Linked DNA regions of Mus musculus: region 1 is linked to region 2. The links are chromatin loops, found by intact Hi-C in ENCODE. Cell type or tissue: heart. All regions are shown on one strand. Each heading gives the region's core, and the rest is flanking DNA. Links, peaks and the distances in the headings are about the cores only. Region 1 overlaps Enah (ENAH actin regulator). Region 2 overlaps Enah (ENAH actin regulator).

What was found. Hi-C counts contacts between places; a loop is a spot of excess contacts. Peaks named below come from ENCODE experiments on the same cell type or tissue, not always from the same donor. Only the 100,000 strongest peaks of a DNase experiment are listed, where the experiment ranks them.
Region 1: it touches region 2 in a loop (1.9-fold over the local background); 5 of 42 quality-filtered maps call a loop at or near these places.

The regions. Positions count from the first base shown.
Region 1 is chr1:181,969,656-181,985,581 of GRCm38, reverse strand. All of the region lies in intron 1 of Enah (ENAH actin regulator), which reads left to right. It also overlaps the pseudogene Gm51706. Among named protein-coding and RNA genes, the nearest start is that of Enah, 42 kb to the left of the region's middle. In heart, for the core only: no CTCF peak of the experiment used is centred there; no DNase peak of the experiment used is centred there; H3K27ac peaks cover 668 bases.
Region 2 is chr1:181,918,046-181,933,971 of GRCm38, reverse strand. It overlaps Enah (ENAH actin regulator), which reads left to right. Exons shown (of 15, transcript NM_010135.3): 5 at 3,210-3,294; 6 at 10,132-10,412; 7 at 11,472-12,314; 8 at 14,343-14,647; 9 at 15,389-15,534; 10 at 15,657-15,714. Among named protein-coding and RNA genes, the nearest start is that of Gm33669, 48 kb to the right of the region's middle. In heart, for the core only: no CTCF peak of the experiment used is centred there; no DNase peak of the experiment used is centred there.

The sequences.
Region 1 (15,926 bases), core at 6,631-9,130, 50 kb before region 2:
GTGGAGAAAGTTATGGAACAGTGTTTTCATTTTTTTATTTTAAAAAGATCTTATTGAGTAGCCTCAGGTTTCTGGTCCTTCTGCCTTAGCCTCAGTAGTTTTGGTATTACAAGTACACCGTTGCAATGCATGACTCATTTTAAAAGCTTACTAAGCCAGGTGTGGTGGCGCACGCCTTTAGTCCCAGCACTGGGGAGGCAGAGGCAGGTGGATTTCTAAATTCGAGGCCAGCCTGGTCTACAAAGTGAGTTCCAGAATAGCCAGGGCTATACAGAGGAACCCTGTCTCGAAAAACCAAAACCAAAAACAAAAAAGTTTACTGCATGTCTGCTATCCCCTAATCTTTAGGATCCTGGGTGAGCAAGGGCTTTCATCTTGATTATTTAAACCCATAGCTTTATGCGTGTTAAATTTGCAAAATCTTATACAGAGTAGTTTATTTTAAACATTTGAATGTTGGTTGTTATAATTTTAGAAACTTACATTTGGCAAAAGCTGCTTGCTTTATTTATTTCTTTACTTACTCATGAAGGGAGGAATGCAGGCCATGATTCATGTGTGTAGAGGTCAGAGGACAGCTTTTTAGAGTCATTTTTTCCTTCCACCTTACTGAACTCTGTGACAGAACTCAGATTATCAAGCTTGCATGGCCAGTACTGTCACCTGCTCAGCCACTGGGCTGTCTCATTGGTCCAATTGTGGCTTTATTTACTTTGCGCCCTCCTGATAGATGCTCCTTAAGTGTTGTCTTTGAAAATAAACAGGACTCTCAGCCCTTAGGTAACCAAAGCAGACCTTTGCCATTTATTTATTTATTTATTTTTGGTTTTCCAAGACAGGGTTTCTCTGTATAGCCCTGGCTGTCCTGGAACTCACTTTGTAGACCAGGCTGGCCTCAAACTCAGAAATCCACCTGCCTCTGCCTCCCAAGTGCTGGGACTAAAGGCGTGCGCCATCACACCCGGCTTAGCAAGTGTTTTTTAACTGCTGAGCCATCTCTTTAGCCCCTAGTAATGTTTATTTTAGAAAGTTGTTGGTGAGTGTGTGTGTGTGTGTGTGCGTGTGTGTGCGTGCGTGCGCGCGCGTGTGCGTGTGCGCGCGAGCACAGTCGGGTACTCTTACCCACTGAGCCATCTCACCAGCCCCCCCCCCCCTCCCTGCTATCTTCTTATGTCACTCACTCCTCTTTTCTTGCCTTGTCTTGTCTTTTCTTTCTTCCTCCTCTTTATTTTTCAAGACAGGTTTTATCTGTGTAGCCCTGGCTGTCCTGGAACTCATTCTATAGACCAGGCTGGCCTTGGACTTAGAGACACCTATGCCTCTACTTTCTGAGTGCTGACTAAAGGTGGGCACTGCCACTGTATGCTTGAACTCACCAGTTTTGCTAGAGTAGCTGGCCAGCAAGTTCAGGAATCGACCTGTTTCTCTGCCCACAGTTTTGGGGGATGGAATTCAGGTCTTCAAGCTTGCTAGGCAAGCACTGTTACCAATCAGGTCATCTTTCCACTCCCCACCTCACACCCTCCAAACTGTTGCTTTTTTGTGCCCCTTTCTCTACTAAGCTCTCCTTCTGTCCAAACTTTCTTGTGATCAGAACTCTTTTTGAGCAAGCCTTACTCTGTAGTTTTGGCTAAACAATAAAAACGATTTTATTGTTTAGTTAGGATTGGTTTGTTTGTTGGTCCCCCTTTTCAAGAACGTCACCTATTTCACTATTTCAGTCTTTTTTTTCCCCCTGAATATCACAAAAGTTTATCTAGCAGAAAGTTTCGTATGAAAATGTACATGACCCAGTTCTCCATCACAGTCAAGCAGGCCTTTGGGATGGGGTGGGGGGTGTGGACACACTGCTGAACACTGGTTAGACTCTTTCCAAGGCTTTTAACGTGGTGACGCTGTTTCCTTGGATGACCACCACCCTGATGCTTCGCACTGGCTGCCATCCCCACCCGCCCCTCAGTATTCCCTGTACACATCTGCCACCGTTTAACTTCAGGGATAACTACTTACTTGTCCATGAACTATAGTTCGGGACAGTGGACTTTACTCATCGCAACCACTCAGCGGGCTCGGCACTGCTATTTCAGTCGTTCTGGTTTTTTTTGTTTGTTTGTTTTGTTTTTTGTTTTTAATTCACTCAAACTCTATACTAAATTTGTCATTTCATCTAGATTACAAAATCATTGGTGTGGTGTCTGGAGAGATGTCCTTCCTGGTGGTTAAGAGCACTGGCTGCTCTTCCAGAAGGACCCAGGCTCAAGTCTCAGCGTCTGCATTGTGACTCACTACCATATGTAATGCCAGTTCAAGGAGATCTGACACACTTTCCTGAATCTGCAGACATTGCATGCACACGGTGCATACACTTACATGTGGGCAAAACACTTAAATGGATAAAATAAATCTTAATTGAAAAACAAAGTCACTAGTGTTTAGTTAAGACACTAAATTACTTCCCTTCTTTTTGGTCTTACTTCATAAATCTTTCTGAAGTTTTATCTAGATTATTCTCCAAGAAGCAGGTGTTTTGCTCTGTTTATTTGATTTTTAACCTTCTCACTTGTTTCTTTGGTCCAGATTTCTGCTCTTTTGTTATTTTCTTCGTTTTTGTTTCTTTGACTTTACTTTGTATTAATTTTAAATTTTAACCTTTTAACCTTTTAACCTTTTTATTTTGTCATTCTTCGGTTTTTATTGAGACAGGATCTCTCCTTTTTAGCTCTGCAGGTCCTGGAATTCCCTGTGCACAATGTTCTTTGAACTCACAGAGATCTGCCTGCCTCTGCCTCACCAAGTGTTGGAGTTAAACACTTGTGCCCCCACACCTGGCTTGTGTGTGTCCCTTCCTTCTTTTTTCTTTGAGACAGAGCCTCACTATGTATACCTGGCTAGTTTGGAACTCACAGAGATCTTCTTGCCTCTGCCTCCTGAGTTAGTTCTGAGATTAGGTGCCTTCCCTCTCTCCCTGTCTCTCTCATTCCCTCTCTCCCTCTCTGCCACCCCTCCCTTCTCCCTTTCCTTTTTCTCTTTTTAAAATTTGAATGAGAGTGTGAGGAAGGTTTTCCTTTTGTATTCCTGGCTGTTTGGCCTTGTACTCAAAATAGCCTAGGCTAGCTTTGAACTTTGTCCTCCTGTTTTAGCCTCTAGAGTGTTGGGATTTCAGGCATGAGCGGCCATGCCTGGCTATATTTTTGAGTCTTTATTGTTCAGGACTTAATACTTTTGCTTTTAATTTATATGTTTGATCTATCAATAATTCTAGGCATATTATTAAATTAAGGTAATTGTATTTTCTTTGACAATTGTTAGTCACTATATATATATATATATATATACACACACACATTATTTTTGGAGTTATATTTGTGATGAATAGGTTGTAGTCTTCATTTTTATCAGTGTGTAGCATCTTTGTTAGAGACTTGTTTTTGAAACATTTTACATCTTTAGGATGTAAAATTACAGGTTATAAGATTATTACAGGGAAATGGATATATTCACATAGAATCATATGTACATTCATCAAGTAGTGGGTTTTTTTTAAAAGATTTATTTATTACTTATGTATGTGAGTACACTGTGGCTCTCTTCAGACACACCAGAAGAAGGCACCAGATCCCATTACAGATGGTTGTGAGCCACCATGTGGTTGCTGGGAATTGAACTCAGGACCTCTGGAAGCGCAGTCAAGTGCTCTTTACCGCTGAGCCATCTCTCCAGCTACCCCCCCCTTTTTTTTCTTATTGTTCGTGTATTTATTTTTTTGTGATTGAGCTCGCTTGTACCCAGGCTGGTCTCAGACTCTGTATGTAGCCAAGGATGACTCTGAATTTATGATCTTTCTGCCTTCATCTCCTGTGCATTGAGGTTATAGGTATCTGTATGTGCTACCATGCTTAGGTGATTGACCCAGTGCTTGGGAATGCTTGGCAAACACTACCAACTGATTTTCTATGTTTGTCTGTGTTAAAATTAGGCCCATAAGATACTTGTCCTTAAGTATAAACAACATGACCTCCCCCCTCCCCTTTGCATACTTAAAGTGTAGTTACCTTACTCTGGATGTTTTAGAACTATTCATAATCTTTCTATTATATAATTTGAGTTTTGTTTGGATAGAGTTAAACTAGAGGAAAAACACATGCTTTGGCACTAGTGATGCATTTACATACATACCTTGTAAGTTTTGCTGCCATCTTGGAGCTGCATGTGGCATTTTTGGTCCTGTAAGGAACCTTGTGTATTTCAGGATCATTTTGCTTAAAGACCAGAGAGGGCCAAACTCAGTAAGCGCCTCATTGCCAAGCAAGCTCCAGGTTCAACTGATAGAAGAATCAGTCCTGTGATTGCCTGGCAGTCTGTTAGCCCATCTCTTGGGTGGGTGGGTATCTGAAAATTGGGTTTTTAATGAGATGTACGTTGTGTTTGGCACGGCTGTCTATCTCAGTAGTGGTGAGATGTTCAGGAGAGAGTATTAAAGGATATGAGCTTTTTCAGCCTTCATGGCTAATGAGGTCAGCCAAAGAAAGACAAAGCTCATTTAACAACAGAAGTTGTGGAAGGGCACATGATTGAGTCAAGATAGTCAGGAACTCTACATTCTAAACCTACACCAAAGATAGCTTCTCTGCTAGTAAGGAAAAAATAAGGCTTAAAGCTGGGATGGGAGCTTAGCATGCACGCAAGGAGCCTTAGGTTCCCAGCACCACGGAACGAACAAGCAAACAAACAAACAAAAACCCCAACCCTTACAGTACAGGTATTGTGTATCCTCAGACAAAGAGGACACTCCTGAAATAAAAGTTCAGCCTATAAACATTTTTACTTTTTATGAATTGGATTACTCGTCGTTTTGAATGTGGCCTTCTGCTAAATGACTCTGTTAACATGAATTGAGTTGACTGTATTTCGTTCAGTCATATTTCTAAATGTTAGATGAAACTCATTTAACGTTTTAGACGATATTTTTAGACGTCCTATAAGGATTACACGGCTGTTGCTTAGAGATGCATGTGAGTTGCTTTGAGCATTTGGATTTGGATTTGGATACCGTGCCAGCTGATAGCTGCTACAGATGGGCAGAAGCCAGCATGAGAAGAAAATTCTTAAAGGGCGTGAACACCATACTTCAGCATGTTCGGGGTAGAGCCCGTCTCGCTTTAGACATGAGAGTGTAATGGCCAAGCGCAGTGAGAAGAATGGCTTGAGGTTGTTTGTTGGGAAGTTGGGAGAGTATTCCCTTTTATTGGGAATCAGAATGAGTGTGACCAGCTACTCCTGTCAGTCAACTCAGTTCCACGCATTCTTTGGTAGAATCGGATCCTTTGTGGCATGCCTAATTGCACATAGACTGAGTTGCTCTCAAGCAGCAAGTAAATTTTGGGCACTGTTACATAGTCAGTGTTCAGTACTCCTATTTCCCCACCCCTATTATGCCTTTAGCTGGGTCAATTTTATATGTTCGTTAAATATGTGGGTTTATTTAGTATTTTATTTTTATTTTATGTGTTGTGCCTGATGCCTGCAGAGGGCAGGAAAAAAAAAAAAACATTGGATCCCTTGTAAATGTAATTATAGGCAGTTGTGAACCGCCATGTGGCTATGGGGAACTGAACTGGAGTCTCTTGGAAGAGGAATAAGTGCTCTTAACTTCAGCCCCTAGATACATAGGGTTTTTTTTTTTTTGTTGTTGTTGTTGTTTTTTATCTTTATTAAATCATTTTATTTACGTTCTAAAAGTCGCCCCCGTTCCAGATGCCCCCTCCCCAAGTTCTCCACGCCACCACCCCCCAACCACTGAGAGTGCCTGCCCACTCACCCTCCCCATTAGCATCCCTCTTCCCTGGGGCATCCAGTTTCCACAGGATTTGGTGCATCCTCTCCCACTGAGGCCATACAAGGCAGTCCTCAGCTACACATGTGCCGGGGGCCATGTACCAGCCCATGTATGCTCCTTGGTTTTTGGCTTAGTCTCTGAGAGCTCTGAGGGGCCTGGGTTAGCTGACAATGTTGTTCTTCCTCTGGGGTTTCAGTCCTTTCTCTAACTCTTCCATATTGGTCTCCGCCTGACCTTAATCCAATGGTTTAAGTATATGCATTTGTCTCAGTTGCTGGTAGAGGCTCTCTGAGGACAGCCATGCCAGGCTCCTGTCTGCATGCACAATATGGCTTCAGTAATAGTGTCAGGATTTGGTGTGTGTGCATTGGATGGATCCCAAGTTGGGCCTTTCTTTCTGTCTCTGCTCCATTTTTGTCCCTACACTTCCTTATTTGTAGTAGACAGGAACAATTCTGGGTTAAAAACTTTGAAGATGGGTGGGTACCCCCTGCCTCAACTCAGGGCCATGTCTATCTACTGAAGGTGGTCTCTTCAGGTTTTCTCTCTCTACTGTTGGACATTTCGGCTAATGTCATCCCCATTGAGTCCTGGTAGCCTTTCACATCCCAAGTCTCTGGGTCTTTCTAGAGGTTCTCCCCTGCTGAATATTTTGATTCATTCTCCTGGTCCTCTGGGCGTCCCTCCTTTTTCTCTCCATGCCTGATCCTGCCCCTCTTTTTCCCCTAGCCTCTCCCCTCTCCACCCAGTTTCTTGCCTTCCATGATTATTTTGTCCCCCTTCTAAGTGGGTTTCAGGTATTCACATTTGGGCCTTCCTTCTTGTTAAGCTTCCTACGGTCAGTGAGTTGTATCATGGGTATTCTGAACTTTTGGGCTAATAGCTACTTATCAGTGAGTACGTACCATGCATGTCCTTTTGGTTCTGGGTTATCTCACTCAGGATGATATTTTCTATTTGCCTGTACAATTCATGATGTCCTCATTCTTAATAGCCGAGTAGTATTGCATTGTGTAGGTGAACCACATTTTCTGTATCCATTCCTCAGTTGGCGGACATCTGGGATGTTTCCAGCTTCTGGCTACTACAAATAAGGCTGCTAATGAACATAGTGGGGCACATATCCTTTTGGTATGGTGGAGCATCTTTTATGTATATTCCCAGGAGTTGTACCAGTTTGCAATCCCACCAGCAATGGAGGAGTGTTCCTCTTTCTCCACATCTTTGAGTTTTTGATCTTAGCCATTCTAATTGGTGTAAGTTGGAATCTCAGGGTTGTTTTGATTTGCATTTCCTTGATGACTAAGGATGTTGAATACTTCTTTGAGTGCCTCTCAGCTATTTGTGATTGCTCTGTTGAGAATCCTCTGTTTAGCTCTATACCCCTTTTTTAAATTGGGTTATTTGGGGTTTTGTAGTCTAACTTCTTGAGTTCTTTATATATTTTGGATATTAGCCCTATATCAGATGTAGGGTTAGTGAAGATCTTTTTCCAATGTGTTGGTTGCCATTTTGTCTTATTGACAGTGTCCTTTGCCTTACAAAAGCTTTTCAGTTTCATGAGGTCCCATTTGTCAAATTTTGATCTTAGAGCCTGAGCCATTGGTGTTCCTTCTGTTCAGAAAAATTTTCCCTGTGCCAATGTGTTGGAGACTATTTCCCCACTTTCTTTTCAATTAGATTCAGTGTATCTGGATTTATATGGAGGTCCTTGATCCATTTGGACTTGAGCTGTGTACAAGGTGATAAATATGGATCAATTTTCATTCTCCATGCAGACTGCCAGTTATACCAGCACCATTTATTGAAGATGTTTCCTTTTTTCCACTGTATGGTTTTTAAAGCTCCATTAATTAAACTTTTAGTAAAGTACTCTATATTCTATACCTATGGCAAAAGGTCTGTATGAATAAAATTTTTACTTTTACCACTGACATTTAATTATAAAATTGCTTATTTGTTGCAATTATTTTGTGCTGCTGTAATAGAATACTTGATTTTGGATTATTTACACAGAACAATTCCTTGCAGTTCTGAAGGCTGAGAAGACAAGGATTAAGTGGCCCACATCTATCCTGTGAAGGCCTTCTTCCTGTGCCCTTCTCCAGCAAAAGAGGGGGGGGGTGGTGGGGAGTGGATTTCTCTTTTGTTTCTTGAGAAGGGGGGTTTCTTTGTGTAGCCTTGGCTCTTCTGGAACTCACTTTGTAAACCAGGCTGTCCTCGAACTCACAGAGATCTGGGATTAAAGGAAGTAGATTTCTTTTGTCATGAAGCTAGTACAGTCACAACTTGGTATATTCCTAAAATAGTGGCACAAATCCATTCATGAGGACAGTGCCCTCGTGACTCTTAAATGCCCCACCCTAACAGTTCTCTTTGAGATTAAGTGGACTTTGGGAAGTATATTAAAACTAGCACTTTTTTGGGAGGATATTTCTAATCTTAAATACTTTAAATGACTAAAATAATGATTATCTGTTCTTGTTGGGCCATGTGATCATTTGCTTGCTTGACATTTCGGCAAGTATCTGACTGTGCTTTAGGTATTAATTGTGTAGATAGAGGGGATGCACTTCTGCACTAGGAGTTCACTGTTACAGTGAGCCTGATGCTGTCATAGGAGTACTCTGGGTGTTTGTGGTACTTGGAGGTCCTCCTTGAGTATGCAGTATGGGGAAGAGAAGTCTAAGAAAACTACTTGGCTATGAACTGAAGGATATAATGGAGCAGTAATAGTTAAGAAAACAGTGAGTGAAGTGCGTGCGGCTTTATTTGGAAAAGGAAGTGCTAATTTAGAAATAGCAAGCTCACAGTGAAGAAAGCTTGTTACCCAGTGCAAAAAATAGAATTTAGTATGGTTTTTTTTAAAAGATTGATTCAGTTTTATTTTTTGTATATAAGTGTTGTGCCTGTATATTTATATGTGTATTATGTGTGTGCTTGGTACCTTTGGAGGCCAGAAGAAGGGTTTTGAATTCCTTGGAAATGAAGTCACAGATGGTTGTAAGCCACCACATGGGTGCTAGGAAACAAGCTCATGTCCTTCCAGAGCAGCAGCGCACGCTCTTTCCAACTGCTCCATCTCTCCAGCCCCAGGAGGCTGTAATGATACAATTTCTTTTAAATCCCAGAAACAGATTTGGGGTCCTGCTTAAAGATAATCTCACATTAAAAATTTTTTTTTAAATTACATGTGTTTGTCAGTTGACAGCTGAAATGCAAGAACGGTTTGTCCTTAAACTTTGAACCTAGCAGTATGCCAGAGAAGACTGTTGGGTGGGTCAGAAATGTCTGTGTGTAATCCTAGCATTCAGGAGGCTGAAGCGGGAGGAGTGTTGTGAGTTTGAGACTAGCCTGTGGTACATAAATAAGTTTCAGGCTAGCTTGAGCTACCGCTGTGAAAGTGTGTGTGTGTGTGTGTGTGTGTGTGTGTGTGTGTGTGTGTGATATCATCTCTGAATTTCTAGCTTTAACACTATTGCATACTCTGACTTCAGCTTCTAAGATAGACTTAAAGGAGGACTTTTGTATTTTCATAGTGTATAAGAATACAAGGTAGCTGGGCAGTGGTGGCGCACGCCTTTAATCCCAGCACTTGGGAGGCAGAGGCAGGCGGATTTTTGAGTTCAGGGCCAGCCTGTTCTAGAGTGAGTTCCAGGACAGCCAGAGCTACACAGAGAAACCCTGTCTCTGGGGAAAAAAGGAAGGAAAGGTCACTTCAGCAGATCCCAGCAGGCAGTCTGCTCTGAAAGCAGCTCCTCATCATAAGCCCCTGTGTTGATATTACCAGTAAATCCCAGTATTACGCTTATTTTTAAAAGTTAACTTGGAAAAAAAAGTGTACTAATGAGCCTTATATCTCGTTTGAATGTTTTATAGAAGCGCAGGGCAAGGAACTGCAAACCCTCAGGATTGTCAAGCAGTTTATATTTGGCTGCAAATGCTATATATAGCTAGTGCTTGTCTTCAGTTGTCCTGTGCTGTCATTACTTCCAAGCACTACCTGTGTGAGAACAGAACATCACAGGCTGCTGACTCCTCTTAGTCACGCTTCACTGTCCCTTCTTTCCATTGTCAGAGGCAGACCCATGAGCAGTGCATTAGCATTTTATACTTCCTACTACCCAGCATTCCCTAAGGTGTGAGCTCCCTCCAGTCATGCTTGTTCTTTGTGGTGCTCTTTTGTTTTCATACTGGGGTTCTTGTCCCTGCCTCCAGATTGACTATGTGGGCTACACACATGGAGTGTTCAGTTTCACTGCACGCTTTATGGGGGAGACCTTCACAATAAAGCAGGTTGTATGATGGAGCAAATTACAAAATGATAATGAGATTTTAATATTAAACGAGTAACTTCTAGAAGTTCGTTTGCTACAAGCTAGCTCTTCACAGCTCCTGGAATGAGCTGTTGAATATGGTCTAGACCTGGTTGAGTATGTGCTGTCTCGTTTTTTTCTAATCTTCAAATAATCTTTTCTGGAATTTATGTTGGATGTTAACTATCATAGCTAGTCTAATTCTTGGAACTCAAGTATGTTGAACTTCATTGGAAGGACCAGGTTCCTCATCTTAATGGAGAAACTGTCTATGGAAGAAAGTGAGGCATGTGTTTTCCCAGCTGTAGTAGATAGCTTGCTTTTTAGGACAGAATTGCCCAATGTATAAAGTACTTCTGAGCAGAGCTGGCAGCCAGTAGATGTAAAGGGACTTGCCAGACTATAAATATCTGCTCTGGAATCATCAGTGTCCAAGAAATACTCTTGGAAAATTAAGAGTTTCCTTGGGATAACAGGAAAACCAGACTTTCTTCCAGCAGTTGTATTTAACAATAGGAAGTTTGGTTTTTGATTTAGTTGGACTAAATATTCAATGCTGCTAACTATTATACATACTTCTACCTTATTCACATTAATAACTGACAGCAATTTCATTTTGTTTGAAGACTTTATAGTCTGTTTTTTGTTTTTGTTGGGGGGGTTTTTTCCCTCCAAAAACAGGAAACAGAAAGCAGAATCTCACTATATATGTAGTTCAGGCTGGCCTCAAAGTTAGAATTCTCCTTTTCCAGCCTCCTTCCTGCTGGGACCACCACACCTGGCTCCATGATCTGTATTGTTACAATCATTGAAACCAGAAGTTAAACTTGAATCCCAGTGTTATGGAGATGTGCTAACCAACAGCCATTTATAGTTCACTGGGAAATTTCAAAGCCATCATGAATTCCCAGATTTAGAAATAATCACTGTAGCTTATAATAGCTTTACCATAAGATGGGTTCCGAAGTGTGGATAGGAATAAGGCTGCTGGTCTGTAGTGAGTAGAGTTTGACGGACTTTATCAGAGTTACATAGACTCGTTACCCACTCAGTAGAAGTGAAAAAGTGGGAAGTCTAGGATCTTAATCTGACTAAAGGAATGGTGGTAATTCACAGCATGCCATGGACCGTGAGGGTTATTTGGCAGCTGAGCAAATGTTGAAGAGTGTTTCGGGGTGCTTTCTGTGCTTCTAAAACTCGTTATTAATTATTATCTCAATTTGCCAAAGTGTTGGTTCTGCTAGTAATGGTCAGGGTGCCTAAGTTTGAGTGTTCAGAGCCTTACAAGTACCTGGAAGGCTCTGTGTACATAGTTCTATTCTGAAGTGAGTTGTAGGATATGCTACTGTTGCTCTACTTTAGAAATCAGAAAGTTGAAGCTTATAGAGGCTTTATAGATCATTTAATTCAACCAGAAAATAACAATTGACACTGAAACTAACTTCCGCTTAAGTTCATATTCTTTGTCGACCACTGAAGTTCATTTAATATTTAATGTTTTTAGTTTAGATGAGCAATGGAAGAGAATACTATCATCAACCATTGCTAAAGATTTCTACTGTGAACAGTCTATATAAAACCTACTGAAAACAAAATTAAACCTTTTGATTTAAAAACTTAGATACTGGCTCATGTATATATATATCCTATTACTTGGGACTTTGACACAGTAGGAATATGAGTTAGTAAAGAGCAAAACTTTAAAACAGGTAGATTACATCACCTTTAAGGTGTAATGTCATGAAGAGCAGTTGTTTTATTTCTGTACTTTTAATTACAAAATCAAAAAAATTTACAAAATCAATATGTTAACTGCAGAAAATATTGGGAGTATAGATCTCAATTCTTCCTTTTCTACACAGAATTAAAGCCATTCATTATTCTGGCTTCTACAGATACTACTAAAGTGATTTAGTGTTTGTATTATATACATGTATATACACATGCACACATACATATATTTAAGTGTATCATTTATATGTTTTATGTATACATTTATGAATAGGGTCATAATTTTTTTTTCTGGTTTTGTCTGTTTGAGATAGGGTGTCATTTAGCCGAGGCTAACCTCAGATTTACTGTGTAGCTGAACATAATCTTAATCTCCCGAACCTCCTGCTTCTACCTTCCAAGGGCTGGGACTAAGTACATGAGCCACTATAGTCCTATTTCTAGAGGATCTGATACCCTTTAGCCTATGTAGATACCAGCATATACATAAACATGGCAGATACACAGGGACAGCAACAATAAAAACTCTTGTTTAAAAACAAAATAGACACATCTTGTTTGGAAAGTGTTGACTATGGGCCTTCTACAGAGCGATGCTGGAGGTTAGAAGGCTGTTTTGTGAGCTCTTATAAGAATCCAGGGAGGAAATAGTCCACTAAAGTGGTGGCAGTGGAACCCTATAGAGGCAGCGTGGAAGAGATCTGGGTGCTGGTGACTAATGGGAGATAACTGCACGGGAACAGAGTGGGGAACTTAGATTTCTATCTGGGGAAGAGATATAGGTATATTTCATCTCGAAAGGGAAATAGGGAGAAAGGAGCAGTTAGGCTAAGGGCGTAAGTTGGGTAGGAAAATGTGTAATGCCTCAAAAGTACTTGTGTATAAGTACACAGCAAGTAGTTATCTGTAGCTTTTGAGCACAGGAGAAAAATGTCGACTGGAAATACTGTCTGCTGCAGGTGTTAGCTTGAAACCTTGACTATGGCTGTCTTTAAGCCTTAGTGGTAGATGTCTTTGGGCTTTAATGTGAAGCCATAATCAACACAATACTTACCAAATCTTGATCACTGTCGTCTTTACTGTTTCTTCCATCAGTTTAATTTTTTTAATTGTATGTGTGCGGGTTCACATGTAAACATGGATCCATATACCATAGAGTGCTTGTGCTGGCTGAAGAACAGCTTTCTGGGGTTGGATCTTTCCTTCCTTTTAATACAGGTTTAGGGGTCAGACTCCATTCTCTACACTCAGAAGTCAAGTACCTTCACACTGTCCCTCAAGTTGAAAGTTTTACTGGAGTGAATATAAGAAATGAAGCATGCATCTCCTTGGTCTTTTGTTTTATGAAGATGAAGATACACAATTACTTTGTCATTTTTTTATTGTAACTGTTGCAGTTTCATTTATGTTTGCCAAGTATCCTGACTGGAAGCAACATAGGGAAGGAAAGGGTCAATTTACAGTTCTGAGTTTCAGTCCATCATTAGGGGAAGCCAGGGGTGGAATTCAAGCCACTCAGCACGTTATCTATGTACCACATAAGCAGCGCTCCCAGGCTTCCTGCTCACCGCTCATCTAGCTTTCTTTATTCTTACACTGCTCAGAGCCCAGATCCTCTAGAAATAGGACTATACCTAGAGTTGTATGAGAACCTCAGCTGAAGAATTACCTCAACAATGGCTTGTGGCCATGTCTGTTAGGAATTGTCTTGATTGCTGATTGATATCGGAGGGTACACCTCTCTGTGGGTGGCACCATTTTGGCAGGTAGATCTGAGCTGCATAAAAAAACTAGCTGTGGGGCCTCAAAAGACAGCTTGTGGTTAAGATGGTCTGCCGCTCGTGCAGAAGATCTGGACTCAGTTGCCATTGGGTGGCTCCCCAGTTACAGGGGATCTGACGTCCTCCCCTTCTGGCCCCTGTGGGCACCAGGCACACAATACACATGATAAACATACAGACATCCAGACAAAATTCCCATACACAATAAAGTTAGAAAGGAGAAAGAGATGGGGTTTGGGGGAGGGAGAGAGGGAGCAGGGAAGGGAAAGAGGGAGCCGAGAGGGAGAGAGAGAAAGCTGATCCATCAAGTAAGCAAGGCAGAGACGGAGCCAGCAAGCAATGTTCCTCCATGGTTCTTGTGCTAGGTTCCTGCCCTGATTTCCTTCAGTCATGGGTTTGGTCTGGCAGTGTAAGATGAAGTGACCCCTCTCCTCCTCCAGCTGCTTTTAGTTGTGGACACCTTTGTTTGCCGTTTCAGTTGACTTCAGTTTTTTAGAAGATTGTTTCTTTTACATCTATGGGCATTTAGTTGCCTCTGAGGCCAGAAAAGGTAGAATCCCTTGGAAGTGAAGTTAGGAGCTACACAGTATGAATTGAGGATGGGGGTGAGGGGGGTGGAGAGAGAGAGAGAGAGAGAGACTGTAGTTATTTACTTAGTGTGCATGCATGCTGTATCTGTTTATACACCCGGACTCCAGAAAAGGGCACCAGATCCTAGTACACATGGTCCTGAGCCACCTTGTGATTGCTGGGAATTGAGCACGGTACCACTGAAAGAGCAGCAGACAGTGCTCTTAGTCTCTGAACCATCTTTCCAGCCCATGTAACACAGAGTTTTAAAAAGAAAGGAAAATGAACTTAAAGATAGTGCAATACAAGTTTTAAACAAATGCGGCTTCTCCATAAAATTTATTATATTTTCTCCCTATTTAAAGCTAATATGCATATGGTAAATTATACACAACAGAAAGTTTGCCATCTTAACCACTTTAGACTGTAGAATTTGGTGGCATTGGTTAAATTACCTTATTGTACAACGAGCATCAGCATTCACCACAGAACCTTTTCATCCTTGACACAAACGCTCCACGAAGGGCAAGTATTCCCTGCCATTCAGATGGCCCAGCCTGTAAGGCCCGTATATGGAGGAAGCCAACTGTGGAAAGTAGTCCTTTGATCTCTTACAGGAAGTCTGTGATATGCACCCCTTACCGAATGAATGCAATTAAAAGCCACCATTCTTTTCCTTCTTTCCCCAGCCCCTGGCAGCCACCATACTGCTTTATGCCTCTGACTTTATGTGTTTTGGGAACCCATTGTAAATGGAATCATATAGTATTTGTCCCTTTGATCCCCGCTTGTTTCGTATAGTATAATGTCCTCAAGGTTCACCCGAGATACAGCATTACAACAAAATTTATTTTCTTTTAAAGGCTTGAATAAACCGTTGTATGTATGTATCACCTTTTGGTTCTCTGCTCATCTCTATTTGAGGTATTTGTTTTTGAACAAAGCTGCTGTGAATTGGCTATGTAAATATCTATTTGAGTCCCTCTTTTGGGACTCATCATCTGTCTCATATAAATGAACACAGATAACTTGGTTTGATTTTTCATGAAAAACAGCTGAGGAGACTCTTAATTTAACAATACAAATTAAAGATATGTGACTAGTTTACCTATATATTCTACTTTAGCCTTTTTGTGAGATAATAAGTTTATAAAGAGTCTTGTCCCAACAACTGATTTAAGTGCAGCATTTGGTAGCTGGCTCATTTATGGTAGTTATAAAACAAGATAAATGGCTATATTGGCGTTTACTGTGTGTTGGCCTTTTACATTTCCTACAATAGTTTTGGGCTCAGGTTGTAGTGTAAATTGTACAGCTGTAGGAAAGCCACACATAGGAAAATAGTCTGTATTCTAATGTTATGTCTGTCAGCTCTAGCCATCTAAAATTCAATCATGAGTTTAAAGTGTTCTTTTTGCATTTAAATCTTTATAACGAAGCATTTTATTCAGAGTGATAGAATAAATTCCCAGTTAATACAACCATTCAGTAATACATAGATTTTTTTTCTTTTTAGATTTATATATTTATTTTTATGGTATGAGCCTTCATGTGGTTGTTGAGAATTGTATTTAGGATCTCTGCTCGCTCCGGTCAACTCTGCTCGTTGAGTCCCTGCTCACTCTGAGTCAAAGATGTACTTATTATTATATATAAGTACACTGTAGCCATCTTCATACACACCAAAAGAGA
Region 2 (15,926 bases), core at 5,206-7,705:
AGAAGTTCATATCAGATTTCTATCATTTATAGAATGCATATCCGCAACATTGCTACTCTGTCTTTATTAGGAACAGTAATTCACAAACTTTCCTTTGCCTAGCCTGGGCATATTAGGACTAGCCATAGGCCTGGTTATCAGGCAGACCCTCAGGCAGAGGGCTAGATAGAGCAGAATCCCCCATTTCTGCACCTTGGTTGTTTCTCCCCCCACCCCCACCCCCCTTTTTTCTTCTTCACAACGATAACTGATAAAATGCTATTTACCCATTGAGATGGTTGTGAAAGTATCTATTTTGTATTTTATGAGAAGACAGATACTCAGTTTGGAATATGGCCCATTTGAAAAAATAGTATACATATCAGAAAATAGAGCAACTGATGACCTTGGCTAACCGTAGTCTCTGCTTTTTGTTGTTTTGTAACACCTTTGATACAGCTCACTAATTTTATATCCCTTTAAAATGTTTGATGAAAAGGAATATGTAATTGTGTACCTTTAGTTTATAATTTACCCAGAATTTTTATCTAATAATTATAGTATTCTATAATTATGCATAATTGCATATATATTTCAGGATGCTGGATTTTTACAACTTGGCAATATTGGTGAAGAAGGAAAACAAAACAAGCAGATTAAATGTAGATGTCACAGAATGCCAAAGAGGGATTTTAAGAATGCCCGGATAAACAGATGGCTTGTTATCATACAGCTATGTAGTAAAGAATTACAGGAGTTAATTCTTAGATTAAAATCCTCATCTTAAAGGATTCCTTGAAGTTTTCCTTTTTATGTGGTAGGAGTGCACTGTAGTGAATTTCCACATTAAGTTTGTTTTATGAGTCACATCAGGATTCTTAGGGGCTTTTTGGAAGTTTTGTTCTGTTGAGAGTATATTTAACCCACGGTGACCCTAACCTCAAAATTCTCCTGTGGGTGCCTCCCAGATGCTGGCATACACTACCATGCTGGGCCCAGAGCTAGATTCAAACAAACAAAATTGTTTAGTAAGATCAATAAGATTAAATTGAAATTTTAATATATTTGACTTGAATATATAAATTTCAGCTAAAAGTATAGGCTTAATTCATTGATAGGATGGTTGAGATACGATGCCTTCTCTAGATGTGAGCATGACAATTAGACTCCCGATTTCCAGCTGTTTCATTATACTGGCCAAAGTTTTCATTTAAACACTCAGACATAATTTTTAAACTGAGCCATAATGATCTTTTAAGTTGGTTTTACCAAATTCTTTTACTTTATAGTTTTAAAATAAAATAACTATAAGCATAGATATATAAATTATACTCCTCCCAATTTTATATGTTCTTAAATTTGTCCTCCCAGCTCAGTGTCTCTCTACTTTTTTCTAAAAGGATCTTTTCTCTATAAAATAGGAAACATTAATGTACAGCCCAATATGGCAGTGTTTTTCAAAACATCATTGTGTTAATTTTCTAAACATTCTATTAGACAACATATTTTCATTTATGTAAACATTTATATGTGTGTTTGCTTTTAAAACGTGTTTTTGGTTTTTCTTGTTAATTACATGGGGTTGATTTTATATTTTCTTTATTTGGTTCTCAAAGTATCAGGCTTATATCTAATGAAATACATTGCTGCAGTTGTCATCTAATTTGTCATTAGAGGGCAAATTAAATGACTAATCTAAAATCATGTAAAGAGATGAAGTTTAGTAGGTAAGTTCAGATCATTTTCCTGCTTTTCCATACTGGGAGGGGCCAGTGCTGTCTTACATCCTGATGAACCTTCGCTTCCGGCTGTGGGTCTGCTCCACGAGGGGAAATAGCCGCTTCCATGGTCCTCACGCAGCACAGCAGCATGTTGTAGTACACACGGCACTGAGTGTCAGGCCCTCACACAGCACAGCAGCATGTTGTAGTACACACACGGCACTGAGTCTCAGGCCCTCACACAGCACAGCAGCATGTTGTATGTAGTACACACGGCACTGAGTGTCAGGCCCTCACGCAGCACAGCAGCATGTTGTATGTAGTACACACGGCACTGAGTCTCAGGGCCCTCACGCAGCATAGCAGCTTGTTGTATGTAGTACACACGGCACTGAGTGTCAGGCCCTCACGCAGCACAGCAGCATGTTGTATGTAGTACACACGGCACTGAGTCTCAGGCCCTCACGCAGCACAGCAGCATGTTGTATGTAGTACACACACGGCACTGACTCACTTACTTTTTATAGTAGTGCTCTACACAACTCTGAGAAGTCAAGTGACACTTCTCAGACGGTGGAAAGAAACTGTCTTTACTTTCTTGCTTTTACTCTTGAAGATTTCAAGGTCGTTCTAGCTTAACCTTAGATTGTTCATCTCATTGTATATTATACTAGGTGCAACAAGGATCTCACTTAATTTTTATATCCTGTGACAATAAGATTTCCCATAATTTAGTGACAGTCTAAGATAATAAAAATGGGTCTGCGTTATCTATGGATGCTGGGAGTGGCTGGATGGTCAGTGGTTTCTCATGACAGTTCCGTGTTTGTGTAAACACAGGGTCTCCCCAACCCTCTGCCTTTCTTACCCCAAATGAAAAGTTGTTAAGATGACCTAGAACATTACAAATTCAGCTAAGTAGGTTAATACTATAGAGTTTAGCAAATGTTTGTTTCACCAGTCCTGGAAATGCCAGGTCATTAAACAGGAATGGCAGCTCAGGTGGGCAGGTTTGATAACTGCATTAGCATACTTCCGTCTAGTATGCGGTTCTCACACTCTCTCTCTCCTGTTTTTCATTTCCAGTGTTCTATTTAGGTGAGTTTTTAAATTCTGATCTTTCATTTAAGTTTTTCCTCTCCACCTCATGAATAATTACCCCAAACAAAATGTCTCATTGTCTCGGAAACTGTCAGGCTCGCTCGGGCGCCTATTCAGATGCTCATTGAACACTTGTTTCACCAAGCTCTTCATATATAAATGTTTATTTTCCCTTTATTGTTGGTGTTTCCATTTGTTTGAAGTAAGCCTTCTGGAGATGATGACAGCATTATGTTGCAGTCTTTCATTTGCTGTGTGTTATGTAAGCTTATATTTTATTTTGCTAGATGAAAAGAAGATGCATTTTTTTTAATATGTGATGGTTTTATGTTGTTCTCATGGTTTAATTTCCTCCACCCAGCTTAGTAGAATAGTAATATTCATCTGTAATGTTTCCTCCCTTTGTAGGGCCAACATTGCCTAGACAAAATTCACAGCTACCTGCTCAAGTTCAAAATGGCCCATCCCAAGAAGAGCTGGAAATCCAGAGAAGGTAAATCCATGTGTTTACACTTTCTGGTTTTGTAGCAGACCCAAAGGACCTAACAACACATTGGGCCCTTAGGTCTTTGAAATTGTGACTTTTCATTCTATCTGCTTTTTTTGTAGAAAGCATACTTGTGATACATCTAAAACTATATTAAAAAGACTCAGGGGTCTGTTCCCTTCAGTAAGCCTTTTTCTTTTTTTCAGTATGAGTGTGTGTCCAAGTGCACCTGTATGTCCCATGCATGTAGAAGTTAGAGGTCAATCTACATTGGCTGTCTTCATTTGCTCTCCACGCTATTTTTTGAAACAATCTTTCACTGAACTTGGAGCTCACTGATTCTGTGACCCAGATGACCGCAGAGCTCCGAGATCCTCAGCCCCACCATTCAGATCATGGGCACGTAACATTCCTAGATTTTCTTTAAGTCCTTCTCCTTGCATAGGAAGCACTTTGCCAACTGAGCCATCTCCCAGCCCCATGAAGTCTTCTTTTATACTAAATATCTGTGTCCAGTATCACTTTCATATGACCATTTTAACTAGAAAGTCAAAGTGTTATCTAAGTAAGTCTATAAGGCTCTGATCTTAGGGCTTTATGGGGTTAGGAAAATACAAGATAATCTGTTGATGGCTAATGGTGGTTAAACAAAAATAGCAACATTATCTGTCATTTCAGTACAATCTAGAGGTAGGCTTGAAATTATAATAGTTTTATCCGTTCTCTGCCTTTTAGCGAAAATCAAGTGCATAATACCTCATTTAGGGGTGGATTTTTCTTAATTAGAATACACACACACACACAAACACATGTATCACTTACCCTTTCAGTATGAACTATGAAATTATTAAGACAGTTTACATGCGTTGGAGAGATGACTCAGTGGTTAAGAGCAACGGTTGCTCTTCTAACACCCACATAGCATCTGAAAGCTGTCTGTAACTTCAGTTCTTAGGGGGCCAGGGGCTTCAGTGCTCTTTTATGCTCCTTGTAGGCCCTGTACATATGTGATACACAGACGTACATGCAGGCAAAACACCCATCCATACACATAAAATAAAAATAAATAGTTCTTTTTTAGAATTACAGTTTGCCCTGGGCAGTGATCTTAAAAGCCTTTAATCTCAGCACTCAGGAGGCAGAGGCAGGCAGATCTCTTGAGTTCAAGGCCAGCCTGGTCTACAGAATAAGTTCTGGGACATAAAGAAACCCTGTCTTGAAAAAAAAATAGGGGGCTGGAGAGATGGCTCAGTAGTTAAAAGCACAGATTGTTCTTCCAGAAGACCTGGGTTTAAATCTCAGTACCCACATGTCAGTTTACAACTAGCTATAATTCAAGTTCCAGTGGATATGACACCCTAATACAGACATACATGGAGGCAGAACACCAATGCAAATAAAATAAAATTTAAATTAGGAAAAAAAAATGTTAGCAAAGTTTACATCCTGCTTTTCTTACCAAAATTTAGTGTTTATTTTATACTCAAAAATACTTCTTTAAGTAACCACATTTCTAGTGCTTAATGGCCGTATATGGGAGGCATTAGAGTAAATCTTCTTCTAGTGAAAATTGAATTTACATCTCCAAGGTCTTTTTTTTTTTTTTTTTTTTTTTTTGTACTTACCCGTTGTTCATACTGGTATGTGCTGTGAGGAAGGCCAATTTAAACTGTCTTCTCAGCCAGGGACAGTGGCACAGAACTATAATGTCAACACTTAGATGCCAAAGATGAGGATTCCAGATTCAAGGCAAAATGAAATGTATTTTGATATCTCATTTACATTTTGTATTTAAACATAAGTACATATTTGTACTTACTTAGTGTGGGCCAGGGCCTGTAGTATCTGTTTATTTTGAAATCTAGTTTCCTTTTCTAAGCAGCTTCATAGAAGCTATTAAATGTTCTCTTAAAATGAGGGAAGAAATCAAGAGCTGTATAACATTGTTGTGGTCCAAGAAAAGTGGAATTGAACTTGAAAGAAAGAAGTTTGTGCCTAGCTTGGGAACAGCCTGCTTGCCTGAGTCAGGAAGCCCGTGGGCTCCTGATTGGTTTCTCACGAGGAAACAGGAGTGGGTGGGGAACCTGAGCATTTGACACGTTTAACCACATGAAGAGGGTTGTGTGCAGTTCTGCTGGAGAGCTTGGAGTGGCGCATTGGTGCATACATAGGGTTGACGTGGGGAAAGCCAAGGAAAGTATTAGTGTTCAGGATACAAATAGGAAGTTAGTTTCCTTGGAAAGTAGCTGATGGATGGGCAGGGAATGAAATGCTGTGTCAATACTGCAGGGGAAAGGAGAAAGAAAAATTGGGAGGTAGCCAGAGTAGGTAAGGAGCTAGAGTATAACGCAGGGATAGAGCTCATGGAGGCCCCAGGTTCAATTGCTGACCACCCAGATAGTGGGAATTAAATAATTTATCAAGTAGGAAAAGAGTTACATCTAAATATGAGAAGTCGGGTATAGATATTTGTAAAGAAATTGCTGTTCAGAACCTTGAGATAAATTCAAGAATGTTAAAACTTAGTTGCTTCTGTAGGAAGAAATCAGGAGTAGTGAGCATTATTAAGATGCTCTATAATAATCCCCTTTTAAAAACTAGGTATGGCTTTTATACGTTGTAGTCAACATAAAGTTGTTGGATATTTTAAATATTACTTTGTTGACCTAATACTTTTATTATATCATAATACAATTTTCTGTGTGTGTGTGTGTGTGTGTGATTCATCAAGTCAGTTTCTGGTTCCTACTCATTATTAATATTTGGCTTCCTTGGCTGTGATGGGAAAATATATTCTAAGAAACATGAGTCAGTCCTACATTCATCTCAACACAGAAGATAGTTTAGTTAACATCTAAAAATAGCTTTCAAATCATCACTACTACCTGCAAGTTATAAAGGGGAATAAGAACCCCTTTATAGCACAGAACTAAGGACCTGGAGTAATGAAAGTGTACAGCACTCCCATTATCCTCCAGAGGCAGGATGGACCAAGAGTCGATCGCATTCTGCTGTAAGTATTGGCTCTTGTCTTAGGAGTTTTGTGATATTCAATTTCAACTATCTTCTTTTTTTTTTTTTTTAGTAGAGCGGTGAAATGCCCACACAGGACAATGAAAAGTGTGTATCTACACCAGCTGTAGTAGTACACACCTTTAATCCCAGCACTTGGGAGACAGAAACTGTTGAGTCTGTGTGAGTTCAAAGCCAGCTGGGGCTTCATAGTGAGACCCTGTCTCAGAAAAGTTAACTAAAAAAAATACAAATTTTTACATTTTGACATATCAGCATTATTTAGTGTTAGCAACCAGAATGCTTTTTTTTTTTCTGATTTGTTCTCCCACTTCATTTTATGAAATTGAAATTTATATTTACCCAAAAACTGTCCTAGGTAAAGGTGAATAAAATATATCTTGACATTTTATTTATATTTTGCATGTCTCACAAGACTATGTCTTCATAAAAACATAAACTAAACATGTATTTGTATGTATATTGATTTTGTTGTGGGCCAGTATTTTGTTGTTGTGATGGTAGTGGGTTTTGGGTTTTTGTTTTTTGTTTTCATTTGTTTACTTTTAGGGACTGATGTTTTGGGGGAAAATACCTCAATGATAGATAGATATATATATCTTTTATGTTTTTACTTAATATATTTAAAATACTTTAGTGGCCATAATAGTATTCACTTATGTTTGTTTCTGGAAAAGGTATGTTAATTGTTTTCTCTGAAGAACATTCAAATGATTGAAAATGTTACATCTAACTTAAAAAAAACAAGCATCTTGGAATTTTCTCACAGCTCGGAATTCAGACACGTGTGTTAATAAAATCTGGAGATGGTTTTACTACTTGGCAGCCAGCAGACAGATGTAACCAACCTCTAGAAGAAGGGTTTCTTGCATTTTCTGTATGCAAGCTGGTAGTGATGACTCTAAGGAAAGCATCGTTTATAATTTTGGAGACTCCTTAAAAAGATTTGGAAATGTCTCACATTATAGCTTAAAATGTTATGGTCAGATTTGTAAGCCTTTCAATTTAAGTAGGAATTATTCATGCCACCACAAATTTGTAAGTCAGAAAATTTCTTGATGGTGTTTTCATTCCCATATACATAGACATCTTTTCAATGACCTGGCTAAAAGTATTCACTGCTTTATTCAAACATCAGTCTCTTAAGTGTATCAACTGCATACTTGAGTTATCTATCGGCAAACTTGGAAATATTCTTTGGCGCCCTGCTCTTTTCCTTAGTACACATTCTATCTTTTATTGGCTGGAAGCCTTTAAGATTATATTGGCATGTGCAAAACTCTTCTTAAGTCAGTACATTCTAGTTATAAGGGTCATTATTTCAGGACTGCTTCCAGACTCAGCCATACCTATCTCACCTATGGTGACTACCAAAAGTTACTTATGCTTGTGTTAAAGCATTATGATGCTTTGAGAAACACGTGTAAAAGTTACTGGTTTTTTGTTTTTGTTTTTGTTTGTCTTTTAATGCCCAGCAATTAGAAAGGAATGCAGTGCAGTCAGAGTACCATGTAGCTCAGCTGTGGACAGTGATTATCTAATGTTAGTGTCGCCCTGACATTGATTTTTTTCCTATAGCTCTGTGTGTGTGTGTGTGTGTGTGTGTGTGTGTGTGTGTGTGTGTGTGTGTGTGTGTGGTATCTCAGGGTATAGTATAACCTAACTGTAGTTTCATTCTCCCTCCCTCCCTCCCTCCCTCTCTCCCTCCCTCCCTCCCTAGTTCTCCTTCCTACCTCCCATCTCCCCAAGAGCCATTCCCTAATTCTCATCAGAAAAGAGCTGGCCTCCCAAGGACATCAGGCAAACCACATAACTAGCTGCAATAAGACCAGGCACATACCATCACACAAGCATCCAGTGCTCACCACTGAGCCATATCCCTAGCACTTAAAGGCCTAAAATTTTAATACAAACCTCAGTTGAGTTTCCTCATTAAATGTGTGTTATTGAGGGTGAGTGCTGTTTTTTTTTTTTTTTTCGTGATTTAAAATTTCTTAATGTTTCTAATGTCTTTGCAGCATAACCACATTGATAGCTATCCCTCAAAACTGGTATAGCTGATAAATTATCAAATATTATAGTAAATGTACCCTGAAAGTGTGATTTCATTAGTAGTCTGTTTCTTAATGACTCAAAAGAAGTACTGCAGTTGGTCCCTGCCTAACTCGCCATTGATATGTGAACGGGACATTGTGTAGAGAAAGGCTGTTTTGAGTGAGGTATGTAAAGAATTGATTTGAAGGATGGGCTTTTTCCTTTTGTTTTTATAGCTGCCTTAGACGGGTGAAAGTTCTTTTTCCAGTATTTTACTGTTGTTTTCTGTTTGTGGGTTTTGTTGTGGGTTTGTGGGTTTCATGTAACTCTTCGTCTTACCAGAGCCCAGCTGGATGGTTGGTCCAGAAAAGGTTCCAGTTCTAAGCTTTTCTGAACGATCATCAATACAACAGTCTACTTTATGGAGTACTATACATTTTAAAGAGCTTTTATTGTGTTATCTTCTTTAATATTAGCTAAATGCTGTTGAACATGTATAAAGAAAGATAACTGCTTTTTAGATAATTTCCTCAAATACCAGAGAACCATATATTAAGAATCTTTAGAATTGCCTGCCTGTCCACCTAGAAGTAGTTGGAGGAGGTTTCAGGGTTAGTAAGATAAATGTTTATTGTAATATGAATAATAATAATAGGGTAAATTATATCCTACACTGGAGACTGCTTAAACTCAAGAGCTAAGCAGTGGTGCTGACGTGTTCGTGGGAGTTAAAGATGCCAAACTAAAGTTTTAGGGTAATTTTTCCAGTATGTATTGTATCAGAAAAGGCAGATTTCAGAGTCATGGTGACATGGTACTGATTTGCTTGAATTTTAAAGTTGTATGTGTATGTTATTATAAGGCAAAAGCCTACACATATGTACCAAATAACTATAGTTACTTATGGATATAAAATGTATAGTTTATTTCTTACTTAACTCGGTTTATTTTCAATTCAGTAAATGTTTATTTAGCTGTGGCTATGATCATTGTGTTTTCTGAAATAACTTGTGCAGCTAAAATGTTTCATTTTTAAGAAAAGGAGATTACTCAGGGTGTGGTGGCGCACGCCTTTAATCCCAGCACTTGGGAGGCAGAGGCAGGCAGATTTCTGAGTTTGAGGCCAGCCTGGTCTACAGAGTGAGTTCCAGAACAGCCAGGGCTACACAGAGAAACCCTGTCTCGAAAAAAAGAAAAAGAAAGAAAGAAGGGCTGGAGAGATGGCTCAGTGGTTAAGAGCACTGACTGGCTCTTCCGAAGGTCCTGAGTTCAAATCCCAGCAACCACATGGTGGCTCACAACCATCTGTAATGAGATCTGATGCCCTCTTCTGGGGTGTCTGAAGACAGCTACAGTGTACTTACATATAATAAATAAATAAATAAATAAATAAATAAATAAATAAATAAATCTTTTAAAAAAAAAAAAGAAAGAAAGAAAGAAAAGGAGATTATACTTCACTTTATAATTATTTCATCATCTGATTAATATAATGACTTGGCCATCAAAGTGGTAGGTTTATTTGCAACTCTATTCTCATAAATTGTGTTGATTGAACCCATGTTAAGAGCTTACTAGTCCCATTGGAATAAAATACAATTTTTTTATATCCTGACTATACAGATTTTATATATCTGTAAGGAAGCTTTCCTAAGTGGGGAAGTAGTGACAGCGTGTTCTGCGTCTGTCTGAATCAGACGTGAGGTGAACATCCACTCACTGTAGTGATGTATAGCCATAAGTGCATATTTTTATTCGTCCAATGTTTAATTTCAGGCAACTGCAAGAACAGCAGCGACAGAAGGAACTGGAGAGGGAAAGAATGGAGAGGGAAAGGTTGGAGAGAGAACGACTAGAACGAGAGAGGCTAGAGAGGGAGCGCCTGGAACAAGAGCAGCTGGAGCGGCAGCGGCAGGAAAGGGAGCACGTGGAGCGGCTGGAGAGGGAGAGGCTGGAGCGCCTGGAGCGAGAGAGGCAGGAGCGGGAGCGAGAGCGCCTGGAGCAGCTGGAGCGGGAGCAAGTGGAGTGGGAGCGAGAGCGCAGAATGTCCAATGCTGGTAAGGAGTCTGCAGACGCGCATGCGCGACACGCGCACCTCCTACAGCCGAGATGGGCCAAGGCTCCTGCAGCTGTCAGTGGCGATACTTCCCATGTGCGGTGCTTGGGAATAAGCAGTACAGTTTGTAGTTAGGATAAATGCTCAACAAATATTGCTTCAGTGTTCCTTTTATTGCTTAGAAACTAAAAGGAAGCCCTTGGGAATTTTTAGTCTGTCGTTTTAATTTTTCTTAACGCCCTAAAATTCAGCTATAAAGTGTGAATGTTTTTATGCAAAAAAAAATTTATAATGATCTTGGAAGATATTTCCCTTGTGCCATTGCTTAAAATTATCACATACTGTATGTATTATGCTACGTACAACAAGAAGTTAGCTTGGTTATAGTTAGATTTCTGAAGGAAAAATTAAAATAGATTAAAAATATTCTCAAAAATAACCGGTTATTTAAACATTTTCTGGTATGATGAAGAAAATCACAGTCTGATGGAATTTATAGTGTCATAGAGGATTATGATATAGTATAAACATTTAAGATGGTTAATATTTATCAAAGAATTTTAATCTTGAGCTATATGAGAGGCCAATGCCGGTTCAGTATTGGTTAATTTATTGTTCTTAACTGCATAATTGTCTGGAGTTATGGCTAAGAAGGTAGAGATGTCCAAAAATAAGACACTGAGTTGGGCATTCCTTTCCCATCGTAGTAAACATTTCGCCAGGTTTGAAACCACAACTCGGTTTATTCTGCTGTTTATAATAATTTTGATGCAGTTTTTAGTGGACTAAGTAATAAACATTAAGACTGTTACTATCCTTGTAGAGGATAAATTATTAATCCACATATTTAAAAGAACTTATTTCATCCTCTTTTGGGTTTCGAAATGTGCTTACAAGTTAAGTTTTCTCCAGTGGAGACAGTTATTTGCCTAATCCCCTGGTGCTAACTGTCATCCACGTTTGTGCGTTTTGTCTGATGCTGGTCTCGGGCTTCACTGGCTCCCTTTTTCTCTCTCCTTTTTTATCCTGTCTTTGCCGCTGCTTTCCACCTTATGTCCAGCTCCATCTTCAGACAGCTCCCTGTCTAGTGCTCCACTTCCTGAGTATTCCAGTTGCCAGCCGCCTTCGGCACCTCCTCCATCATATGCTAAAGTCATCTCAGCTCCGGTGTCAGACGCCACTCCTGATTACGCTGTAGTGACTGCTTTGCCACCTACTTCCACACCCCCTACACCACCACTGAGACACGCAGCGACACGTTTTGCAACATCTCTAGGTTCAGCCTTCCACCCTGTTCTTCCCCATTACGCTACAGTTCCTCGTCCTCTCAACAAAAACTCTCGACCTTCTTCTCCTGTGAACACACCCTCTTCTCAGCCTCCAGCTGCGAAGTCCTGTGCCTGGCCTACTTCCAATTTCTCGCCCCTCCCTCCATCTCCTCCAATAATGATTAGCAGCCCCCCTGGCAAAGCTACTGGCCCACGGCCTGTCCTTCCCGTTTGTGTCTCCTCTCCTGTGCCCCAAATGCCTCCGTCACCAACAGCACCCAATGGGTCGCTAGACTCTGTAACATACCCAGTGTCTCCACCGCCTACCTCAGGGCCAGCAGCGCCACCTCCGCCGCCACCGCCACCGCCACCGCCGCCGCCACCACCACCGCCGCTGCCACCGCCGCCGCTGCCTCCCCTCGCCTCACTCTCACACTGTGGATCACAGGCTTCTCCTCCTCCAGGCACCCCTCTTGCCTCAACTCCCTCATCCAAGCCCAGTGTTCTCCCTTCTCCCTCTGCAGCTGCCCCTGCCTCTGCGGAGACCCCTCTAAATCCTGAGCTGGGAGACTCCTCTGCTTCCGAGCCAGGCTTGCAGGCAGCCTCTCAGCCGGCCGAGTCGCCAACCCCACAGGGTAAGGCTTCACTTCTGCTGCTGACTACTGGTCATTCTGAGGAGTGCAGAGCAACTTTGCCTGCCTAGAAGAGTGGCTGGGTCCTATGGATTTCATGATTGAGCGTCTCTATGCCAAAGTGCTATTTGGGGTTGTATTATTATTATTATCATTATCATTATCATTATCATTATTATTATTATTATTATTATTATTATTATTTAGAACATTAAAATGAAGGATTTTGTTTTTTTAAATCCTGGGCCTTAGTTGGAATTTAGTATGGGAGATGTCCATATTAAACTTAGGTTTTAGATCGTTTGCAGTAAGTACTGTATTATAGGTGTTTTCTAATATTTAGGGATCCTAGTACTTCTACATTCATCTTAAACTTCACTAGGAGCACTTGACTGTTTCATCTTCCCTGGGGTAAATATGAGATATTTTCCTAGAGACATGGAGATCTGTTTAATAGATAAATCATCCCTGAGTTTTCCCTGGAGCACTCCTGCCCTAAGATCCCTTTTTCATTTCCACTTCTCCTGTATTGAGCTCTCTGTATTAGACCTTTAGGGTAGGTAGCCTCAGGCCCTTTGCAGAAGCAGAGGGTTGGCAGGCTTGGTGTATCCCCCAGAGGGTTCTATTGCAAGTGTTGCTATACAGGCAAACAGAAGGTCCTTGAAGGTTTCCTGTAGACACGGACCGTGATGCAGGGCAGCAGGGAAGGGCCATGTAACATTAAGTGCAGCCTGTGGACATAAAGATGGACGCGGTTCTGTACATAAGAAGGTGCATGGAACCCTGCCTTTGTTCCTCTTTATAAGTATAGGATGTAGAGAGGAAGTGTGCTTATACAAACAATGTAATAATCTGGATTTAGACATACCTCTTTTGTTAAAAGTAGATTTTTTTGATGCTGTCTTACTAGATTTTTGTAAAAGGTGAAAAGAAATTTATCATGTGTAATTTAGTATCTCTCTGATTGACATCTGAGCAAGAGGCCCTGCCAGGCTAAAGCCTACTGGTGCTCGGAGCTCAGTCCGAAGGATGGAAGAGCTCACCGTCAGCCCTCTGTTGCTCTGTGTGTATTCCCTGGTGAAACCTCCGAAGTGACAGCTACTCCCCAAGTGTGCAACTCACTAGCTTTACAGAAAGAAAATTAGCCCTGTTAAGGCTTAAGTAAATACTTACTAATTTGGTGTTTTCAATTTTAAGTAAATTCTTTACTCTGTGGTTTTTTTGTTTGTATGTTTGTTTGTTTTTAACAATATTTAAAAGTACTTCCTATATTTCTACCTCAAAGCCTAAAATCACTTTATATTTAAATTCTTTTTGGTTTTTTCGAGACAGGGTTTCTCTGTATAACCCTGGCTGTCCTGGAACTCACTTTGTAGACCAGGCTGGCCTCGAACTCAGAAATCGCCTGCCTCTGCCTCCTGAGTGCTGGGATCAAAGGCATGCTCCACCACGCCGGGCATATTTAACTTCTTAATTCTCAGTTAGTTTGAGGTTTTACCTCATATTAGTTTATTATATTTCTTCAGTAATGCCTATCTCAGACTACATGTAGAATCATTTTAAGATACTAAAACCTAAGACCCATTTCTCCAAGGTCTTCATCTTGTCTGTCTGTAGTCAGATATGTTTGTCATCATAGGTCAAAGGCTTAGGATTATCTTGGGTCTGTTATCTCAGGCAGTACTAACTGCATGTCTCTCTCTCTCTCTCTGTGTGTGTGTGCATGCGTGTATGTGCGCATAATTTTCTAAATTTGTATAAACATTTGTCTTCAAATCCCTGGGGGGGGCGGAGCTCATTAGTTTTATTAGAAAAAGTTGAATATTAAATGGTTGTATGTGCACCTTGGCTTTCAATTCTAATATCCTTAGTTAAAAACAAGTATTATGTATTAAGTATTATGATAGATCATTTTGTTCAGTGCAGTGTCTGAGTCACTTACTTGAGCATGGCATTCTGTATATCTGCCCGTGTAACCCACAGTGATTTAGCTGTGTTGTTAATGACTGTGTTAACTTTCCTTCCTCTCAGGCCTTGTCTTGGGACCACCTGCACCTCCGCCACCACCCCCTCTCCCATCAGGCCCTGCCTACGCCTCAGCACTTCCTCCTCCCCCAGGACCCCCTCCACCACCTCCACTGCCATCCACTGGTCCTCCTCCTCCACCCCCTCCACCACCCCCTCTTCCTAATCAAGCTCCTCCCCCTCCTCCCCCACCTCCTGCCCCTCCCCTCCCCGCATCTGGAATTTTCTCTGGATCCACGTCAGAAGACAATCGCCCTTTAACTGGACTTGCAGCTGCAATTGCGGGAGCAAAACTTAGGAAAGTGTCCCGGGTAAATTACCAAATTACTGACCTTCTAAATGTGTGTCTTAATGTGTCTAAATGCCTAAAATAGTGACATTACTGGCATGAACACTGCCTTTAACTTGACTGATTAAAAGCCAACATAATTCAACATTTTAGAAAAGTGTATCGTGAGGAGTTTCTGAGACCATCGGCTCAGGCTTAGCAGTCAGCATCTGACTGACAGCTGCCTTTTGCTTGCTTTGCCTGTACATCCTTACTACACCTCAGTGTAAATTTGGAGGGAGTAGCGAGTGACTTTTAGGCCATGGTTTTTCTAGTTCAAGATCATTTGTTAAATTAGCTGTAATGTTTGTTTGTTTTTTTTAAATCAATGACAGTTGCTCAGTTTCTATCACCTTTAAAAACAATGACAGTTGGTTTGTTTTGTTTTGTTTTTTAATTATCTTTCAGTTTGGTTTATCACATTTCCCCCTCAATATTGGATTTAAATGATATGTTTGGGATGAGGACAAACCATAACAAGGATTTTATCTTTCCCAGTGTATCATGTAGATAGATAATATTGTTTCATCCCATTATTGGTGATCGTAACTTTGATAAAAATTTTCACTGATAAATGAAGTCCATGTTATTCACTCTCTTGGCTCTTCAAATTTAAAAAAATATACTGTTTTGGAATCAATAACATGTTCTTCTGTGTTGAATATATTGGCAAAAGTTATTATCTACAAAGGAAATTATTATGTATATGTGTGCTCTCATTAAGGTGGAGGATGGCTCTTTCCCAGGTGGAGGGAATACTGGGAGTGTGAGCTTGGCCTCATCCAAAGCAGACGCTGGGCGTGGGAATGGACCTCTTCCTCTAGGGGGTAGTGGCTTAATGGAAGAAATGAGTGCCCTGCTGGCCAGGAGGTAAGGAACTTAATGTGATGCACATGTCCACAGTCAGAAAGATTTAGAACAAAAGTAGATAGATGATAGCCAGAGGTAGGTAGGTAGGTCATATAAAATCTTTAATGAATTTACCTTTTCAGGAGAAGAATTGCTGAGAAGGGATCAACAATAGAAACAGAACAAAAGGAAGACAGAAATGTGAGTGGATGTAAACTAACTCTCTCTCTCTCTCTCTCTCTCTCTCTCTCTCTCTCTCTCTCTCAGTTCATTCAGAGACGCATGTGAAGATTAAGCATCTGAATGAACTTAATGTTTGATCTTATGTTTGCTCATTTTATTCCTAACTACACAACCAGTAAAAAATGGCTTGAGTGTTATGTATTAAATTGTAATCTCATTTTTTTTTAAGG